Regions from separate parts of the Mus musculus genome. Here region 2 is linked to region 1. A link is a loop called in an ENCODE intact Hi-C map of the cell type or tissue named here. Cell type or tissue: left cerebral cortex. All regions are shown on one strand.

The links. Hi-C counts contacts between places; a loop is a spot of excess contacts. Peaks named below come from ENCODE experiments on the same cell type or tissue, not always from the same donor. Only the 100,000 strongest peaks of a DNase experiment are listed, where the experiment ranks them.
Region 2: it touches region 1 in a loop (1.9-fold over the local background); 2 of 42 quality-filtered maps call a loop at or near these places.

What each region holds. Positions count from the first base shown.
Region 1 is chr5:98,981,158-98,989,157 of GRCm38, forward strand. Prkg2 (protein kinase, cGMP-dependent, type II) reads right to left here. Exons shown (of 19, transcript NM_008926.4): 6 at 7,130-7,193; 7 at 1-6. Among named protein-coding and RNA genes, the nearest start is that of Prkg2, 52 kb to the right of the region's middle. In left cerebral cortex, no CTCF peak of the experiment used is centred here; a DNase peak (open chromatin) is centred at 4,115.
Region 2 is chr5:99,027,235-99,035,234 of GRCm38, forward strand. All of the region lies in intron 1 of Prkg2 (protein kinase, cGMP-dependent, type II), which reads right to left. Among named protein-coding and RNA genes, the nearest start is that of Prkg2, 5.8 kb to the right of the region's middle. In left cerebral cortex, a CTCF peak has its summit at 4,162 (motif pointing left); DNase peaks (open chromatin) are centred at 3,335, 4,185, 4,544, 4,964 and 1 more place.

The DNA.
Region 1 (8,000 bases):
GTATTCCTAGTGGGATGAAGAAAACAAACAAAACATTGGATCAAGTGAGGTCTATGACTGAAGCCATACAGGAAACAGAGCCCTTTGTGTCTTTAAGTGAGTGTGGACTGCCTGTGAGCTTACCCTACCTGTCATCAATGCTGTGGTAAAAATTAAAGAGCGTTGCCTTATTGATCAGCTAGAAGAACTGTGCTTGTTCTTATCTTTTCTTGGGAAACCTTCATTTGCAATATTCACTTTCAGTTACCGAGAGCAGAGATTCGGTGAGAAGAGAGAACAAGACGACAGCCGGGGATACAGTGTGATCTATGAACTGCAATGTCTAGTAACTGCTAAAGAGTAGGTTCAAGGTTCAGAAAAGAACACATGATTGCATGATAGCTTGAAAATACTCCCAGTGGGTATGAGGAGAGGCAGCCTCCGTTTCTAACTCTTTGTGAAACACCACCACCTAGAAAGTGTTCATGTACACAACAGGTAGCTCTGCTATGCACATTGTTTCTAAACGGTCTTCATCAGAAAAGGTCCCAGCAAGAACAGAACCTACATGTGCAGATTCTGGCTTTAGTGTTGATTTATCCTCGTGAAACTGCAAGTGATCACTTCTTTCTTTTTCTTTCTTTCTTTCTCTCTCTTTCTTTTTCTCTTCCTTCCTTCCTTCCTTCCTTCCTTCTTTCTTTCTTTCTTTCTTTCTTTCTTTCTTTCTTTCTTTCTTCCTTTCTTCCTTCCTTCCTTCCTTCCTTCCTTCCTTTCTTTCGTTCTTTCTTTCTTTCTTTCTTTCTTTCTTTCTTTCTTCCTTCCTTCCTTCCTTCCTTCCTTCCTTCCTTCCTTCTTCCTTCCTTCCTTCCTTCCTTCCTTCCTTCCTTCCTTCCTTCCTTTCTTTCTTTCTTTCTTTCTTTCTTTCTTTCTTTCTTTCTTGTACTAATCTTGGTGAGAAAGAAGTACCCACTTGTCAGAGCAAAAGAGCCACCCAGCATCATGGGACACAGACAGATCACATTGACCCCCTTCTGTGTTGTCTTCGTTTGAGGCTGTCTCAACTCAGAGAAGTAAGATGGATTTCTTAATAATGTCTACAACAAACTGACAACATAATTTCACTCATTTGTTTCCTTTAGACTGGAAAGTAAGTTCTAAACTAAATCTACTTTAATGTGTTTGCTTTTCAAAACCTTCCTAGTCATTTAAGCAAAATGAGCAAAGTGTAATAGAACAAATCTTTATGGACTGAATATTACTCCTCACATCAATGAATATACCTTTTATTCTCTTAGCATTGTATACACTTAATTAGACATTTCAGCATCTCTCAGAAAGACACATGAAACCAAAAGAACCAGATCCTAAGCCCAGTTCTACATGGAATTGCTTTTAACTGAATACATCACCTGAGTACCCTAACCTTCAAAGCTATAGAAATGTGTTAGCTTTCTGCAGCTTCTAAAACCAACAGGCCCAGATCTAGTGGCTCAGAGCAACTCCCTTTGGTTAGCTTAATGTTTCTGTGGATCGCAAAGCCCAAGGACAGAGGAGAGCAGCTGCTTAAGGTCTTTCAGGATTGAGTTTGAGGTATTAGCAGGGGCTGCCTTCCATCCTGAAACCTCCAGGTACAGGAAATCTTCCTCAAGTTCACTGTGATGGCTGCCTGAACTTGCTTGTGGGGACAGACTGCATTTCCTTCTCGGCTGTCAGTGGGGAGTCAGCAGGGCTGCTCTGAGCACTGGGAGGCCTCTGACTGCTGCAGTCTCCTTGACAGCTTAGAACAAGCACTGAATGTGAGATTCTTACTCACTTAGGACCCTTCCCTAGTTTCCACTTCTGGTTCCACGTAGAATGATTCTCTTTTTCAAGGGCTTCTGTATTTACATTCAGCCCATCTAGCCAACAAGGGGTTGGGGGGGGGGGTGCGTGAGTACAGTTCTGTATATCCCCATAAGACAGTGTTTTCTGAAACGTTGGAAACACCTTAAACACAGTAAATGTTTATTTAATAACTGATGTATTAAGGAAAGGGACTGTGGTATGTGGTTTATGGCCACATCTCTGGACCTCAGTTTGCCCTTCTGTATCTACGGCACCCAGCATTGTCTGAGGATGAAGTGGAAATGTTCATGAAATACATGGTAGAATTTTTTGGTACACACCAGGCACCTAGTGACTGTTAATTTCTGTGACAGGACGGATGGCAAGCTGGCTCTCAGAGTCATCTATGGCTACCCAAGGAAGTGATGCATCTGTTGTTAATATTAACCATATGGTTAAATTATGTCCTAAAGAATAAGGCAGAGGCCATGCATCTCACTTCCGAGCCAGACTCATGAACCATTCCATGTGCACATCCTTAATGGCATGGCCTGGAGGGACCTTGAAAACCATTTGCTAAATGACGATGGCAAAGTAGCCATCAGTTTACATCCCCAGATGACCGGGTGAACCTAAAATGCCCCCTGGATTGGTCTGTGAATGAGAGATGAATTCTATTTTACACAAACAGTGAGGTTTTATGTTCACTTCACTTAGCCCAGCTCTTCGTTTTTTTCTTAATTCATATTTTTTTTTCAGAAGCCTTCTTTATGGAGATGCTCTATTTCACAGTGGCAGTAACTATGACCCTTTAGGAATGACCACATCCCTGCAATCCAAGGTGCCCTCCTCCTGTAACTAATTAAAATATCAATCACTTCGGTGAAGTGGCAGTGTCCTGCCAGGTGGACCATGGCTGGGGATGTCCCTTACCCCCATTCCAATCTTGGTCCCTGACCCAGACATGGAATAGAAATGACATGAGAAGCTTCTGATGGGCTACCAGGCTGTTCTTGGACTACTACAAATCCTCTTACATGCACAGAGGTGTGGTCTTAATTCCTGACAACCAGCAAGTTCAGAGGGTACGAGCTTGAGAAGGGACATTGAGAAAGAGCCTTATTATTTCTTAAAGGGTAACTTCCCCTGTGGAATCAGCCCAGGGATGGTTCTTTGTCACCTCAAACTGAGGAAGGAAGGCAAATAGTACCTCCCAGTGTGTCGACAGCAACTCGTGGACCAGGAAAGCCTGTGGAAATAGGTCAGACCAAAAATATATGGTGGTAAGAACTGGCCACGATGCTGGACTGCCCAGTATTTGTCAACTGGGGAATGCAGCCAGTCAGGCCAGGGTGGCCACTGCAACCAAAAAGAGAAGAGCAAACAGTGCGGTGACAGCCCTGCGGTTACGTCGCAAAGGGTCCCTTAGACGACCAAAAAGCCACGGGCATTTTCCCTGGAATAAGGAATTCACTGGACATGTTTGCTCGATATACCCATAAAGGTATGCACACATAGACACTGACGTAAAATATAAAGTGTCTTTGAAACCGTAACTATACTTGCCCCTTTGATTTTGCAAAACTCTTCCAGTGAATCACTTCCATGAACTAGTAATAATCTACCACGCATGGTCTGAAAAGGAGTCTTTAAAGGAGGATGCCTAGAAGCCTGAAGAGAGATGTAACATACATGAAAAAATACATAGATGCACACATGTATAATTCATTCTCCAAACCTGTTTATAGAGCTGGGGAGATAGTTCAGGCAGTAAGGTGGTCATCTTATAGAAGCATGAGTGCCTCAATTTGCTCCCCAGAGCCCATACGTTTGAAAACTAGCTATGGGAGTGCTTGTTTTAATCCCAGCACTGGGGAGGCAAAGGCAAGTGGATTCCTAGGGCTCTCACTGGCCAGCCAGCTTAGTCTAATCTGTGCATTCAGGCCAATGTGAGACCCTGTTCAAGAAAAAAGGGGGTTGGTGCCCCCGGAATGACACCCACCCCATCGATTGTCCTCTGACCTCCATACACATGCACATACACATGTGTCCACACCTGCACACTCACCCGGACTACACACAACACACTCACCCAAAGTACATGTAACACACAGAAAACACTCACCCAAACTACATACAGCACACACACACACACACACACACACACACACACACACACACACGACTAGACTTTGCCAAACATGATTTAAAATGGAAATCCCTGGAAGGAGGAGGCAGACCAGGGCACACTTTACAAAACAGACTTCTCAATCCGCTTTCACACCTCGGTATTTCTCAAACCATAATGAGCATAAAAATCCTATTGGTAAAATGCTAAAGCTGTGAAATTGGCATGCTCTACTAGTTTCTGACTCAGTATGTGAAAGGCAGTACCTGCCTATCTATTGGCAACCCAGATCTGCAATAGAATAAAGGCATTCACATTACTGTACCCCACCTCCCCTGACACAATGGGAGCTCTAGGAAAGGCACAGAGGTGAGTGGGCATTGGGGTGTCAGTACTGAGGGCCTACACAAACTCCATGCTTTGCCCTGTTGTTGACATGGAATCAGACACTCTTGCTTCTCCTGTCTTCTTCATGACTGTGCAGATATACAAGGCACATTAAAGTTCTCATTATCGTCCATTGTTGGCACCACTCCAAACTTGCATCCTCTCTTAAGGCTATCTTTAGACAAATCCTAAAGCATAGCCGTGACTGTGTGCCATTATTCCTACTCTTCCTACTCGTGTTCTGGTCAGAATGTGAGCAGGGGCTTCCAGAAGATGGCTGCCTACCCAGCTCAATGCTCTGGGACACCTGTGTTCAAGAAAGCTGATAAAAAACTGAACTATCAGAGACACTTGGTGGTGGAGTTCACAAGGTCTTAAACACAAAGGGTCTGAGTGAAAATGAGGATATGATCGTTTCTAGGTGTGGTAGAGGACACAGGTTTTATTGTAGATGTAAGGGAGAGTACAGCCAAAGGCAGAGCAAGGAGAGGAAAAATGCATGTAGACTAACATGACTGAACCGGACATGAAAGCAGAGAGAGAAGAGTGAAAGAGAAGAAGAAAAATGAGCAAGAAAGGGGACCAGGAGCTGTGAGAGAGGGAGAAAGAGGGAGGGAGTGAGGGAAGGGAAGGAGAGAAGGAGAATGAAGATCAAAAGAACCAGTTGCTGATGAAATGAGAAGGTGGAAGAAGGGAAGCTCCGCCCCTGGAAAGCCCGCCCAGAAGCCCCGCCCCTGGGCTGGAGCTGTTTAAAGGTCAGGGTAAGAAGAACTAAGAGTCACAGATACTGAATGGGCCTGGTGGTCAAAATGCTTTTTCATGCTAAAAGGTACCAGAGTTAGTTCTGAGTTTCTTTGGAACCTGCCAGCTCTACTGCTTGGTTCAGGAAGCTCTGATCCTCTTCTCTCCACCTTTCTCCCCCCGACACAAAGGAAAAAAAACAGCTTCCCTACCAACCTCTAAGCAGCCTTTCAGACACCTCTTTTCTCAAAAACTGTGGAGATGTGTTGCCCTCTGAGAACTCAGCCGGTGCTTTATCGCAGCTCCCTGCACTGGGGGTTGACTGTGGGGAGGATCTGTTTTGTAAATTGTGCCCTATTTTTCAGAACTAAACAGACTCCATTACTCCCTCGCTAATCCCTTCCACATCTGAGGCTTTTCACACATGACTGGGATGCATTTGTTTGCCAGGTGTGAATAAAGAGCGCCTTTATACATGGTGCTGCTGTCTACAGAGGCTGAGATGTAATCAGGCTCTCCTAGTGCCTTTTAAAAGATGAAGCTTACAAACTTGAATTATGTGCTAATTAGTACTGGACTCTAGACCCATCTATGTATTCTGTGGCTGTTGCCTATGGCCCCTATAAATAGGTCTAATTGACCATATATTTTTAATGATGCCAAGATCTCATATTTGCTGTCAGCTCGGAATGTCCCTCCAATGAAACCACTCTATTAGTAGTATATTAAAAACAGACTTTCTTAGGTTAACAACAGTAACAACAACAACAACAACAAAAATATGTACATATAGGGCTTCTCTGGTTTGGAAGGAAAAACATCCTAAGAAATTGGGATGAATTATTAATTTGTAACATCTGTGATTGGTGAAAAATCCCGAAGGAATGCAGAGTACACAGGTTTGTTGAATCTGACTTCATATCTGAAGTCCCAGCGGACAGGAGGTGAGGCATTGTGTCCCCATAGCCTGCCCTTCAACTATGCAATGGGTTCCATGACTGTACATGGAAACATTACTGCTGCTGCTTAGATTTAGGATAAAATAATCCCTGCTTCTTTCTCAACACATAAGTCTTTACACTATGCTATGATTGACAGGGGCATGAATTTGTCAACAGATGGGCAGGCTTTCTTTTTTTCCTTTTTCTTTTACTTTGTTCCCACTGAAAGCAGCTCTGTATAAACATCACATCCAGTCGTGATACTGCCACCAACCCCCTATTTCCTCTTAATTTCCGAAAGGTCAATTTTTGGTTTCAATGAAACAGAACCCCTAAGAAAGTAAGAGGGGGTATTTGCTTTTAGTTATAATTCGAAACCTAAAGAGGTTTACATAAAACAGTATCATTAAAAAACAAGGTACATTATAAAATCTTTTTTTTTTTTCACAATAAGGCTTGACAAGTCTTAAACTAAAACCAGCCATCTGGGGGATGCCAGGAATAAGCTTTTGAACACACTCCAATCTGTCATTTGCCTCTAGATATTGGAATAGGTAAAGTACTCAAGTGTGAGCTCTTAATATGTGTTTCCATGGCCCACAGTGCTGAGTATAGACTGCTTCGGGCTGGCTTCTGGGCACCTCCCCCACAGCATCAGCATCCTCCCCCACAGCATCAGCATCCTCCCCCACAGCATCAGCATCCTCCCCCACAGCATCAGCATGCCCTTTATGTACCCTGCTTCCTAATTATGCCTCACTGACTCCTTTATATTGTGAAAACTCTGCAAGGGATTGTGATGTTAATGGGAGAAAATCAAATGCCTCTTGAGTAAGGCAGATTAGTTGTATAAAATGAACTAAAAAGATTAAAATATGTAAATCAAATTTCACTTTACACATGCAAATTTCTTTCAGCAAGTTCCGAGTCTATCTACCTAACCCTGGCTGGCCCCTTATCTCAGTGTGAGCTGCCCTAAAACATTTTTTCACAACTGGACATGGCTCCTGCTCTCTGGACTTAAAATGTTCTCCCATCTTTTCCTCTTTATTCATTTACATTACTAATAATATGACTAGGTTCTAAGATCTAATGATATATATGAGTTTTTTACTTTAAAATTTCTTACCACTTCCAAGCAGTCAATGATCTTGGTTAGTTTGTCTTCAGGTAAATTCTTCAACAAGGAGACACTTCAAAATTTAAAAAAAAAAAATCTTAAATTAATTATCTTTTTGTAATCAAGTCCCAGCACTTGGGAGGCAGAGGCAGGCAAATTTCTGAGTCCGGGGCCAGTCTGGTCTACAAAGTGAGTTCCAAGACAGCTACGGCTATAAAGAGAAACCCTGTCTTGAAAAAACAATTGAGATAGAGTCTCACAATGTAGTCCAGGCTACCCCCAAACTAATGATTCCCCTGATTTGGCCTTCTAAGAACTAGTATTATAGGCATACAACACCACACCTAGTTCTTGCTTATGTCTTGGAAAATATATATTTCATACAGATTCTAAATTCTTATATTTTCATACTATTATAATAATGCACTTCAGTTTTTCCAATATAAACATTCAAATAACTGAAATCGCATAAATAACAGAGTCTCTTAACAATGGAAAATGGTTCATGTATCCCTTACTCTTCCAGGCTTTTGTCATAGGTGCAGAAATGACAGTATTATTTGTACAAAGGTAACAGTGACATCCCACCCACTCACTCGGGGGACCCAGACACACTGTTGCTGGTTTGCTAAGCGACTCATATCTGGAAAAGTGTTTGCTTCCAGTTCTCCACGTCTCTTCTAGCCCAGGTGGACTACTCTGTTCAAGATGGAGGAGCAGATTTTCATCTAACTCCCTGTAATTAGGTAAAGATTGAACCCATGGGAACATGAAAATTACCAGTGACATATTCTTTGATTATTAATCTTACTGTGCTGCCTTTTTAAATTGGTGTTTCCAGAGGCAGGTAACAGGAACATTTGAAATAGAATACTGAAGC
Region 2 (8,000 bases), 46 kb after region 1:
CCCGAAAAGGCTCGTATCCAGAATAAGCAACTCATCAGACGTTAGTTTGAGGCATGAAAGAATCAACTTGAGTGATATCCTGAAAGGTATTCCCAGAGCTCTCTGAAATTACCATATGTGCGAGCCTTGGTCATGCAGCCCTAAGCTCTTTTCTAGACAGATTTTTTTTTGGTTTGTGGACAAGCATTTTCAGCCAAGGAAGTGGTAAGGAGGCAACAGCATTTTCTTATAGAGAGCACGGCAAGCATAAACAGATTTAAATTTAATATTGAACTAATGACTCATTCTGTATTCATGAAACAACTGTTTACTGAGCCTGGAGTACCATATACTCTGTGGAGTATATCCATATCCTCTCATGGATATTAACGCTTGGATTTAACAATAAAAAGTTATAGCACCCTAAATATGAAAAGGTCAAGAGTCATTGCTATATATGGACAGAGCAAAATCTGTGCCAATCCAGTCACCTTACAAACCTAAAGCACGATTAAGTGTAGAGCACGAAACCCTCACAATCTCCTCTGTTTCCCTGAGGTCACCTTGGAAGCTGTATAAACCTTGTGGGGTCTTTAGAATCCCTGGAGCAGGAAGAGATAAGAGCAGCTAACTTGCCTTTCACTGACTTAAACAAGTTCCTGGGTCTTTCAAGACTGGCATGAGCTCTCCTGTCACCTGTTTAAGTTTTGCTACCCCACAAAGCAAGGTTTCAAGCCTCTGGCCACATAAAGCCTGATTAGATTCACACTGTATGCTGCTTAGCTGTCACTAGGGTAAGCGATTTCTCAAATATGAATTGGTAGCTAGAGGAGAAATGAGCTGCAGAACGGTGCTCCATCCGTCTAGCAGCTACAGGTTATTAAAATCATTTTTACATTAGAGGACAGTGGATGATGTAATAAGAAATGTCATTAAGATTAAAAGCCCAGTTTAACTTGAGCAACAGATTCAAGATACACAAGGGAAGGAAGCAACCCACCCTCTCCCAACCTCCTGTAAGTTACATGGCATCTCCACTTTCACTTGTGTATCTATAAAATGGGTATATTTATCTCCATCTCATTAGGGTCATGATGAAGATTGCTAAGCATTCCATTGTGATGCAAAACATGTGGGAGACACGAGGTACATAAAGGGCTCTTTTAGCAGGATGGGGCTAGAGATGGATTTATTGTCTCTATAGAAGGAAAACGCAGAACTGAATTTCTGTACCAGGCAGAAGTCTAAGGAAGTCGATACCTTCCAGACAAGAGGTCCTTAAAGATGCAAATATTCCCTTGTGGGAGTGAGACCTTACTCTTCCTAGACATTATGTCCCATTGAGAAAAGAATACATTGTGGAATAAAACAAACAAACAAAAAGCAGGAAAGAAGCCCTAGCAAAAGGCGGGAGCTGAGAAAAGTTTGAATGGCAACCAAGACTCTATCAATAATTTCTACATCCCCTCAAGCTCATCAACTCCTTAGTATAGTCTCTACTCGTTCCCGTACACTGAAGAGAAATCTTTAAATCAAAATGGCTCCCTGAGTTATCTCTGAAGGCACAACAACAGAACTCACTGGAGGGGGACTACTCTTCACAGTCAGGGAGAGGAGAGAGAGGAGAGGAAGCCGTGGCATTTAGCAGGAGGAGAGGGTGATACCACAGTGTCCATCCTTACCCTGATTCTCCTTCTGCAGAAGACGCTACTCACAGAGCAAAGACTCTAAGAAGGACTTGTGGGCAGAGTCACACCTGGTAGGCAGTGTGGCAAAATGTGGCTTTGCTGTCTGCCCTCCTTTAGCTCTCCAGTAGTTTAAGAACAGAAGTGTGGCTCTGTTCTTAATATTCATTGCTCTCTCTACTTTTCTGGAGTCTGATAGAAATGCATCCACATGAACAGGCACACAGCACATAGAGAGAGACACTCACCTGCACACACAGGCACAGACACAGAGACACATACACTGAGACACAGATATACAGAAATATATACAAACACACATACACACAGACACACAGACACACAGATACACACACATACACACATATATACTCACCTATGTAAATACACAGAGTGTGAGACATACACACAGACACAAACAAATACACACCCATACAGATACACACACAGAGATACACACACATATATACACACCACATACTGATACACAGAGAGACAGACACACACAAGGAGATTCACACAGGTACACACACAGATAGACACAAATACACACACACTCACATACACATAAACAGATACACAAAGACACACATATACAAACTCACACACTCACATACACATAAACAGATACACACAGAGAGACACACATACACAAACTCTCTCTCTCTGACTCTCTCTCTCTCTCTCTCTCTCTCTCTCACACACACACACACACACACACACACACACACACACACACACACAGGGTGTGTTACAAGCATATATATGAGCATGCAAGATGGCTCAGGCTGCAGAGCCAGAGTCCCTGTCTAAGTTCTTCCGACTAGTTTTTCTGAGTCCTCAGAACAGCCCCCAGGCTTAATGATAAGAACAGAAGAGACGGATTGACATTTAGACAAACAGATAGACAAAGAGATAAAGCAATTTGCGATCATATAGAATTCTTAGAGAGTCATATGACATCGATAATGGTGAGAATATAGCACTGTTCTTGGTATATATCATCATGGCTTAATGAATCCTAAACAGTATTATTACTGTTAGTATTATTACCGTTAGCACTATTTACTCAAGGGAATGGCTTATTTCAATCAAAACAACAGAGTATTGATTGAAAACTACACCAAATAAGCAAGCTATTAAAGGAGAGCACTCAGAGAGCTGACTCTAGCTCTCTGTGCTCACAAAAAAAGCAACAAACATTGAGAGGGTAAGAGAAGAGTGGCTGAGAGAGCCTTGGGGAGACAACAGCCATGTAGACCAATGGAGCAGAGCAGCCCAGAAGTGACCTCAGATCATGCACATCTGACCCTCCAAGAAAGAGCAAAGGGAAGCTAATGGAGACTTTACAGCTTTTACAAAATGTAACCTGAGAGTAGATCAGGAGTCTAAACATAAAACTCTCAAGCCTAGAAGACAGCATAGGTGAGTCCAGATGATCTTGGATTCAGTGGTAACATTTTAAATTAAAAAAAAAAAGTACAAGTAAATTAGGAAAGGAGAAATTGTTATGTTTATACTTTGTTACAACTGAAAACTGCAAAAGAAGAGAATGAGGTAGTTGAGCAAACAAAGGAGGCTTTCTCAACACTCAACAATTTAAATAAGCCTGAAAAATGGGGAAAGACCAGAGCAGATGTCTCAGAGCAGATGTCTTCGTAGAGAGCAAAGAAAAGTGGGAGGAGACACGGTCATCTGTGAGCAGATAGTGTCAAACTAACTGGAGCTACTGAGACACAGTGGTCACAGAGCACACCAAAGCTGGCAGGACATGTACTAACAGGAAGGTTGGTGTGACCAGAGGCCACATGAGGTGACACAGACACTTAGGAAGACAGAGCAGGCATTTGTCACTCAGGTAATCATGCCTCCTGGTGATTATCCAGTAGGAGTCACATGGCTTCCTCAAAACCGTCATGAATGCTGCAACTTTGAAGCAACCATGTCCTTCTGTTGGTTAACAAGAAACTCCTATGCATCAATTTACCAGAATATTATTCAAGAATAAGGAGTATCATTTAAGAAACAAAATAAAACAAAAACGAGAAGACTTAGAGGAAATTCAGATACATATCACTAAAGGAAGAAAGAAACCAGGAGAGTCAACACAGTATAAGTCCAACAGCATGGCATTATGGGAAATAGAAGAGGTATAGACATGAAAAGATGAGTATCTGTCAAGAGCTATGGAGAGCAAGAGAGAAAGGAGCTAACAAGTTAAATGCCATGGCTCTTGTGACATTGAAACTATTCCATATGATACTGCAATGATAGATATTTGTTATCATGCACTTCAATAACCCATGGCACGTTCAATACAAAGAATAGACCCAACTATAATGATGGGCGTTAGTTAGTAATAGGTCCAAATTGGTTCATCAGTTGTAACAGACACTGATATATGATAGCTCAGAGGTTAACAGCCCTTGCTGCACATCTAGAGGACTAGACTTCTGTTCCCAGCACCCACACAGATAGCCCACCACTGGTTGTAACTTAAGCTCCGGGGACTCTGGTGCCCTCTTCTGGCCTCTGTGAGCACCACATGGATCTGGCACACAATGCACATAAATAAAAATAAATTTGAATTTTTTCTTTTTAAAAATCTGTGTTTAATGTTGTTAGGAACAAGGGAAACTGGAGGGGGTGGCATATAAGCTTTTCTGTACTTTTCTCTAAACCTAAAACTGTTCCCAAGTAGAGCGTCTATTACTTAGAACACTTACTTTGAAATAAATGCAAGAAAACCTAAAGCCTAGCTCACTGAGAAAATGGGCTAAAGGGATGATGGGCGGAAGAAAAGTAATGAGTAACAAGCTAAAAAGGAGGAATCTGCTGGAGTAAGGATCTGAAAATGCACATGCCTTATTATGGTATCTGGGTGTTAATGCAAGCCAAGTTCTTTTTCAAGCTGTATAGTCATATCTGTCCTTTAGAAGATAACGCCCCTGGAATAACCATGAAACCAAAGGAAGAAAGCTGCGGGGGAGGGGGGCAGTAAAACAAAGGTGGCGGCACCCATCCGAGTGAGAAGTGCTTATGAGATTAGAGCCAGCCCAGAGCTTCAAACCTATTCTCCTGGCTCAGACTTCTTGAACTAGGGAGAATACAGACCATCTCCATGGTAACCAGGAAGAGAAAAACATTACTACAGAAGATTTCACAGAAGTGATGGTTACAGGTAACTGCAATTTCCTCTCCTTCCATAAATCATGAAAAGCAGAATAGATTATTTTTATCATATTGGCAGTTCAGCTTGAAGTTGGAGGAGGGGATTGTACTGGCTTCCTTAGATACAATTCTAAGGTTATATGAAAATGATACACAGCTCTATGATACTGCCATCTGCCTGTCTCTCCAGAGCTCTTTTAGAAAATAAGTAACCATCATGGAGTATCTAAACCCCTGCTTCTTTCCCTCCAAACACCCATACAGAGTTGACCCTGTGAGAAAAAGCCAAGTCTCCTATCAGTGCTACATTTACAAGCTTCTTTTCGCATGCTGCCCTGTGACTGTGGACGTGGGACTCAGCTTGAAACCGGCTGCTGTTTTATCTGTGCACAGCATCTTGAAATTGAGAATGCTTTCCTCTCAACTCGCAAACTTGTAAGCCTGTCACATCACTGGAAGCTCTCTGTGGAAGAGTCCACCCCCAGCAGAAGTCACAGCATGAAATTTATGAACACTATGTATCCTATATGTAAAAAAGTTCAGTAGCCCTCCATTCAGCTCCTTTGGTGGGGTGGGAATATTGCACACACACATATAAACCATCAAGGCAGACATGTGGGCTGGCATGCACAAATCAGGACATTATAGCTGATGGTCCTTGACGGGGAGAAAGAGAGTAAGGACCTCATGCTCACCTTGTGGCGACCGGATGAGAGGCGGTGCCATTAGCCTGAATGAGGAGCAGATTTGGGAGACAGAGCACCAGTTTAATTCTGGACATGCTCAGAATGAGAGATGTATGTACATTTCAAGCACAGACGTGCAATAAACAGAAATAAATAAGGGGCTGGAAAGTCAAAGGCAAGGAAGAACCTAAGACTTGTCGCAGTGGTTGACAGATGAGTGGAGACTGAGGAAGCTCCCGGTTCAGTGACAGGACAGGAACAGCAGCTTGAAAATCTGACTCTTAGATTGGAAAGGAAGGAGCTGTGGTAAGGAGCTAAAGTGAGGAGGGATAGCCACACACAGGACTGCAGGCAACGGAGGAGAGCCGGGAGCAGGTGCCGTGAGTTTCCCCAAGGAAGAGCACGTGGAACAAGGAGAACCGGGCCACCAGACAGAGGGACTGGTAAAGCTGAAGCAGGTTCAAAACCCCGGGAAATCTCATAACTGAGAACAGTAGGCGTTAGAATCAGCTCCTGTCAGAATACCTGGCCTAGAACCTGTGACCAGGACACACAAGAGCACACCCATTTTATTTTTTTGGCCCCGAGCAAAGAGCCAGGCCTGAAAATATACATATAAGCACACACACATACATATAACTACATATGGACTGAACAGGATACCTACATCAAGCATATGTATCATATTATATTCTATGACCTATCATATAGTAACAATGAAAAACAACACCATGAATTTGAAGGAGAGCAGGAGGGGTAGATGGAAATTTCCGGAGAGAGAAAAAGGAAGAAATGTTGTGATTATATTATGATCTCATGTTTAAAAAAATAATTTAAAATATAGAGGCAGTTGAGAATCAAACTGCACACGAGACAATGGAGCAAGTCACTCCCAATGTTTTAATCTTGGGCGGGTTGGAAGAAAGCATGACTTCCATTCTGTGTCGTTCATTCATTTGGTGATACATGTTCCATGGAGCACCATCTATAGTGACCCTCCATGACACCAGCAGAAGGAGGGAGGAGTCACAGAGAAGGAGCCTTGTGGAGACAGAAGATGTCCTGAGTTGGCCATGGGCCAGTAAGAGGGAGAAGCCTATGCAAAGAGAAGAAGTCAGCCTGAGAGTCTACCTTAACACCAATCAGAATGGCTAATATCAAAATCTCAAGGAGCAGCACATGCTGGTAAGAATGTAGAGGAAGGGGAACACTCCTCCATTGCTGGGATTGCAAATTGGTGTGGCCACTCTGAAAATCAGTCTGGTGGTTTCTTAGAAAATTGGAAATACTTCTACCTAAAGACTCAGCTATATCACTTGGCATATACCCGAAAGTCGACCCACTATACCCAATGACATATTCATAGCAGCTTCATTCTTAATAGCAAGAAACTGAAAACAACCCAGATGTCCCTCAACTGACGAATGAATACAGAAAATGTGTTGTGTTTACACAATGGAATACTATTCAGCTATTAAAAACAAGGACACAATGAATTTTGCAGGCAAATGGATGGAACTAGAAAATATCATCCTCAGTGAGGTATCTCAGACCCAAAAGGCTAGGCACAGTCTGTACTCACTGATATGTGGATATTAGCCAGAAAGTACAGAGTATCCATGACACCTCACAGACCCAAAGCAGTTAAGCAAGAAGGAAGGCCCAAGCAAGGATTCTTGAATCACACTTAGAAAGGAAAAGAAAATCATCATAGGAGGCCTAGAGAGGAAGGGAACCGGGTGGGAAATGGGAGGAGGATGGAGGAGGGGAATGGGAAGGCAGGATCAGGTGTGGGGAAAGACAGGACAGAGCCCAAAGGGCCAGGATAATGAATGAAAATCTCCAGCTGGAGTGGAAGATTTCTAGGAATTCTCAGATACCTGGGATACAGGGCAGGGGGGGATATGGAACCTAAAGAGGCCACCACCTGTAGCCAGGCAGGATCATGAGTGAAGGGATAAGGACATGAACCCGTCACAAAACTTTTGATCCAAAATGTGTCCTGTCTAAAAGAAATGCTGGGATAGAGCAGAGACGGAAGAAAAGGCCAACCAATAACTGGTCCAACTCAGCCCATCCCGTAGGGCAAGCACCAATCCCGGACATTATTAATGACAATCTGTTAAGCTTGCAGGCAGGAGTCTAGCATAACTGTCCTCTGAGAGCCTCCCCCAGCAGCAGATGGAGGTCAGGGACACTTAAGGAAGAGTTCAGGATGGGGGTGGGGGTGTGGGGGGTGGCTGAAGGCCCTGAAGGGGAAAGGAACTTCAAAGGAATATCAACCAAGCCAACTAACCTGGACTCCTGGGAGCTCTCGGAGACTGAACCACCAATCAAAGAACACACATGGGCTAGAGCAAAGCCCCCTTGCACATATGTAGCAGACAGGCAGCTCAGTCTCCATAGCTGCCTTGTCTAGCCTCAGTGAGAGAGGATGTCCTTAATCTAACAAAGACTTAATGTGCCAGGGTGGAGGAAT